Linked DNA regions of Homo sapiens: region 2 is linked to region 1. A link is a contact called in ENCODE Hi-C or POLR2A ChIA-PET data. All regions are on one chromosome and are shown on one strand. The core of a region is the stretch at or near the end of the contact, and the rest is flanking DNA. Distances in the headings are between cores, read along the strand shown.

Evidence for each region. Hi-C counts contacts between places; a loop is a spot of excess contacts on that map. ChIA-PET counts read pairs that join two places held with the same protein, here RNA polymerase II (POLR2A). Pooled maps may share reads with other maps.
Region 2: a map of prostate gland shows a loop between it and region 1 (6-fold over the local background). The contact joins the promoter of ECHDC2 here to the promoter of ORC1 in region 1. A Hi-C loop is called at or near these places in 6 of 168 maps with a recorded cell type or tissue (B cell, CD4-positive, alpha-beta T cell, ascending aorta and 3 more), 4 of 37 single-sample maps with no recorded cell type and 18 of 50 pooled maps. POLR2A ChIA-PET finds 5 or more read pairs at or near these places in 4 of 52 experiments (H1, WTC11 and activated T-cell).

The regions. Positions count from the first base shown.
Region 1 is chr1:52,403,086-52,405,801 of GRCh38, forward strand. ORC1 (origin recognition complex subunit 1) reads right to left here and starts at 1,338. Exons shown (of 17, transcript NM_004153.4): 1 at 1,161-1,338. PRPF38A (pre-mRNA processing factor 38A) reads left to right here and starts at 1,517. Exons shown (of 10, transcript NM_032864.4): 1 at 1,517-1,794; 2 at 2,595-2,716. The coding sequence starts at 1,665. RefSeq lists an enhancer at 837-2,036.
Region 2 is chr1:52,920,392-52,923,107 of GRCh38, forward strand. It overlaps ECHDC2 (enoyl-CoA hydratase domain containing 2), which reads right to left and starts at 1,349. Exons shown (of 10, transcript NM_001198961.2): 1 at 1,162-1,349. The coding sequence starts at 1,282. It also overlaps the pseudogene LOC112268226. RefSeq lists an enhancer at 1,052-1,734 and silencers at 1,069-1,247, 1,096-1,325.

The DNA.
Region 1 (2,716 bases), core at 88-2,587:
TTTGGTGTACTTATTACAATAAATCAGGCTTCCCAGCCACTGACTGAACATTGTGGATTGGGCCTCAATTTGCTTACCCACAAAATGGAGAAAATAGAATCTTCCGTTTATTCAACCAATATTTATTAAGTACCCATCGTGTGCCAGGCACTATTTTAGGATAATGGAAGATTAAGTGAAAAAATGCAAAATGGTAAATCCACTTTCCCACTACCTTAATCCCTTGCATTTATTTGTAAGGTACAGTGGTTTTATTTATTAAGTATCATTTGATGAATACTATGGAACTAACATAATTCAAGCAAAATTTTGCATTCAATTTCGGCAGATTCACAAACCTCCTAAAGTCCACATATTGCCCTCCATTAAAGTTAAAAACTGTTGCAAAGGGACTTAAACCATTCTGTCATATTGGAAACTCCTTTGGCATTTCCAGCCCACCTAACACAGCAGAGACGAGGGTACTATTATTCATGTGTTACAGACAACTAGAATCGTATATAATCATTGCAGTTTCACAAATAGATCAGGATAAGAATGCCTTTTCCAACTGTCACAGCAGAAGACTCTTCAATTCCGGGGTTAGAAAAGAGAAGTAGGAAGGGGGCCACCAGACTTCTCTTCTGAAAAGAAGGTGAATGACAGACAGCCCAGCAGTTAGGAGCTCATCTGAAAAAAAGATCTGGGTAGGAGCCCAGACTGCTTAGTCACGAAAAGCGACCTAAGACACGTCCCTCCCTGGGCGCAATTTACGTCCGTAAAATGGGGTAATAACCTCTGCTCCGCCTTCCCTGTAGTGGTTCCTACACTATAGCTCAAAGAACGAAACAAGTAGAGTGCTTTACAAATGCAGATGGAGGGAAAGTCATCACTGAGCATCAGGGTGCGGAGGGCAGGAATGCTCCTGCTTCTAGGCTGTTGGCTTCCGCCTTCCCCCCTGCAAACTCAGTTCCCTGCAGCGCGGGAAGCCTTTTAGGAATCGGAGTGTGGAACAGAGGAACGCTCTTAACAGTTCAGAACAGTGCCTGGCACTGAACAGGCGCTTGGTACATGTCAGCTAAAAGAATCAATGACTGAGTCTACAGAGAACGTCCTCAGTTTCAGAGGTTCCGATGCGCCCTCCCCCGAGTCCCTCGCAGCCCGCTGGACGCCACACTCACCCGGCTCCAAAGCTTCCTCCGGCTAGCCGCAAGCCCTCCGTTTCCTACCGCCTCCACTTCGAGAGCTCCGGGGGATGCGGCACCTCTAACCTGCACCAGCAGGGCTCCTTCTACAACTACGGGCCGAAAGCCAGGACCAAAGCGTGTGTCTCACTAGAAATGAAAAGAAGGTGGAAGGAGAAAAGAAAACTTCGCGCCAATCGGCGTGGCCCCGCCCCCAGACCGTCCCTTCGTTGCGACACCAACTAGCTCGCCCCGCCCACTCCGTACACCTAAGAGGGGCGCATGACGTACATCCGCTAACATGCAGCCGCCATCATTGATTCGATAGGCGACGCGGGGAGCGGAAGCCCTTTACACTACGGTGTTTCCGGCTTCAAGATGGTCGCCTAAGCTGTTTAGTGAAACTTCTTCCACCTTTCTCCATTCCTCTAGGTGCTTTTTCTGAACCTGGATGTGAGGCATTAAAGGATCCGACGGAAATAGAATTGAAGGCATTCTAAAATGGCTAACCGTACAGTGAAGGATGCGCACAGCATCCATGGCACCAACCCTCAATATCTGGTGGAGAAGATCATTCGAACGCGAATCTATGAGTCCAAGTACTGGAAAGAGGAGTGCTTTGGACTTACAGGTAAGTGGAAGCGCGCGGAGCGCCTCTCAGCCCCCTTGTGGCCCATTTCTCCTGACCGAGCGCGGGTAGGACTAGCGACTGGCCTCTGGGGGTGGTACTGGAACGGAGTATGTCGATCATTCAGAAAAATTTTGAGTGCCTGCTAAGTGCCTCGTCTTGTGTTGAGTATTAGAGGCACAGATGAATCTGGTAAGGTCATATTCTGAAGGCTGTCTCAGTTGGGTGTTGTGAGTTATTCCGTATTTAATGATAGCAGGCTGGGTTGCAACAGTGTTAAGCTCAGGGATCCGGATATAACACTTTGACACAATCTGTTGAAGGTCTTTAAGGACCTAACGTTAATATGCCTGAAACCAAATTCATGATCTTACTATTCTTAGATCTGGGCCGGTTCCAGTATTTATAAATATCAGTGCTTCAGAGAAGTCTTCCAGGTAATCTTCCGATTTGAATTGTGGCTTTAAATCCATGTCCTGTGACAATCTGTGGACCTTGAGCAAGTCACTTTACCTTTCTTAGCCCTCATTTTCCTTACCTGGAAATAAGAACATTGCTAGAACTTTCTTCATGACTTGTTAAAAAAGGTTAAGTGAGATAATATGAAAAGCTTAGCAGGGTACCTATTTTATTATCCATTCTCAATGTATATTAGCTGTTGTCGTTACTGTTATTAATACACATTCGTTCTCCTAATATTACACTGTTGATGTATATTTAGGAGAACCAAAGCTTGAACTAACTCCACTCCAACTAGGAAGAGCTTAGCCCTAATATGTTACTGTATTGTTTTTGTTTTTTAGCTGAACTTGTAGTCGATAAAGCCATGGAGTTAAGGTTTGTGGGTGGCGTCTATGGTGGCAACATAAAACCAACACCCTTTCTGTGTTTAACCTTGAAGATGCTTCAAATTCAACCCGAGAAG
Region 2 (2,716 bases), core at 99-2,598, 520 kb after region 1:
GGCGGCAGGCGCCATGTCCGGCCACGAAGGTGGCAAGAAGCCACTGAAACAGCCCAAGAATGCAGGCCAAGGAGATGGACGAGGAAGATAAGGCTTTCAAGCAGAAACAAAAAGAGGAGCAGAAGAAACTCGAGGAGCTAAAATGGAAGGCCACGGGGAAGGGGCCCTTGGCCACAAGTGGAATTAAGAAATCTGGCAAAAAGTAAGCTGTTCCCTGTGCCTAAGGAGATGGTGACCCTTTATTTCATCAGTATTTAAACCTCTCTATTCCCTGCCATAACATCTTTTGCCACCTATGGCTGGAATTAAGTGTTGTCTTGGAGCTGTTGTACATTTAAGAATAAACTTTTGTTAAAAAAAAAAAAGAAGCAATACAACGAAATGTACAGTACAATGCCATCTGTGTATCAAATGCAGGAGACAGGGGATGAGATGCGGGGAGGAGACCCAAGGCAGGAGAAGCGCCTAGCCCTGATGGTTACCAGCAGAGGACTGAGGAGCGTTATCAGCACCACTGAATGCTCCAGAAGTTCAAACAACAACAACAACAAAAACGCAACACGCGATCAGAGGCGTTTTCTGCCAGTGACCCGCGAACTTTGCCCCCCACCCCTCGTCCCCGCTCCATACTATCCTTGATCTTGGCCAAAAGGCGGAGAAACAGCGAACTTTTCCCTGGAGCCAGAAGGACGCAAAGGTTCGCTAGCGGCCCAGGGCGGGCGCGCGGCTGGAGAGGCACCCTCCTCACTCTGCCCGCTGCCGCACTGGGCACTGGGACTGGCTCCGCTGCCTCCGCCCCCGAACCGGGCCAGGACCCTTGGCGGGGGAGGGGAACGCGCACTTAAACGCTCCTGGCCTGGGGGCCGCGGGGCCCAGTCCTACCCGTGCGGACCCCGCTCCCCCTTCCACACAGTCGGAAGACCCCAAAGGGCCTTTGAAGAGACCGAGGTTGCCAGAGGCCCCCCGCCCCCAGCTAGAGTCTGGAGCCACTAAGGCGGCCGCCCACCTCTCAGGCCTGGAGCGGTTTGGGGCGCCTAGAACTGGGAGGGAGGGACTGGGGATCGAATCCTTCAACGCACTGAGCGGCCCACCTGCCGGTCCCCCGCTGCCTCCGGCCTAGTCCCAGTCGCGTCATGCGCCGCCCCGGAACTGCACATTTACCTTGGTCCGGACCCGCCAGGGCGCGCACTTGGATCTCTGAGCCCCCGGCCGCCCCGTCGGAAGCGCAGCCGCGGGCCCGAAGGGGCCTCCAGGGGCGCAGGAGGCACAGAACGCGCAGCATCGGGGCGCAGGCTGGGAGTGAAGGTGCTTCTCCGGCCCTGCACCGTCTCGGCTCCCGCTGAGAGCTCGCAGTTCCGGCGTCGGGCGAAGCCTTCGCCAATTGCTCCACCTATGGGCCAAGCGTCTGTTGCCTCCTTCCGCACCTCCCGGGGACAGGGAGACTTGAGCGGAGGAGGTCGGGGGAAGCCCAGCTCCTCTGTGTGATTTGGTGTAACTCTGTCAACCTCCCAGCGTCAGTGTTTTAATCCTGTAAAATGGGGATAATAGTGACTACCCCGTGGTGGTGTGAAGATTAAATGGGGTGTGTGAACCTTGCTTGCACATATGCTCAATTTCATTTTTTAAATGAAATGACATTTAATGAGTCCCTTGAGCGTGTCTACACTTGCGAACCTCACTGCTTCACCTCCCATTTGCGCCTCACTTTTTTTTTTTTTTTTTTTTTTTGAGACGGAGTCTCGCTGTGTCGCCCAGGTTGGAGTGCTGTGCCTTGATCTTGGCTCACTGTAACCTCCGCCTCCGGGTTCAAGCGATTCTCCTGCCTCAACCTCCCAAGTAGCTGGGATTACAGGGACGCGCCACCACGCCCAACTAATTTTTTTTGTATTTTTAGTAGAGGCAGGGTTTCACCATGACGAAACCCTGTCTCTGTTAAACATTCAAAAAAATTAGCTGGGCGTGGTGGCGGGCGCCTGTAATCCCAGCTACTTGGGAGGCTGAGGCAGGAGAATCACTTGAACTCGGAAGGCACAGGTTCAGTGAGCTGAGATCGCGCCACTGCACTCCAGGCTGGGCAATGAGCGAAACTGCGTCCCAAAAAAAAAAATTATTCTCTTAAACACAGTATATACAAAGCACTCTCACATTGCTGATGTGAATGTCTTTAAATGAAAAGCAACTGGTAATTTATATCAAAATTATAAATGCACAAGCTCATTGCCCCAGAAATTCCAATTTTAGAAATTTAACCTACAGATAAATCCACACAGCTGTGAAATGACACGTGTTCATGGCTGTACATTGCAGCATTGTTTATAATAGCAAAAGACTGGAAGCACATGGTGCTGTCATGTGCTTCTGGTGAGGCCTCAGGAAGCTTACAATCATGGCTGAAGGTGACAGGGATCCAGCATGTCACATGGCGAGAATAGGAACAAGAAAATTAGGTGGGGAGGTCCCAGTTTATCGCCAAGGGGATGGTGCTAAACCATTCACAAGGGATCTGTCCCCATGATCCAGTCACCTCCCAACAGGGCCCACCTCCAACATTGGGAATCATATTTCAACGTGAGATTTGGAGGGATCCAACACCCAAACTATATCACAGTCTCAATATCCATCAATAGAGGGTTGGTTAAATAAATTATGGGGCTGTGTGTGGTGGCTCACCCTATTATTCCAACACTTTGGAAGGCCAAGGCAGGTAGGTCCCTGG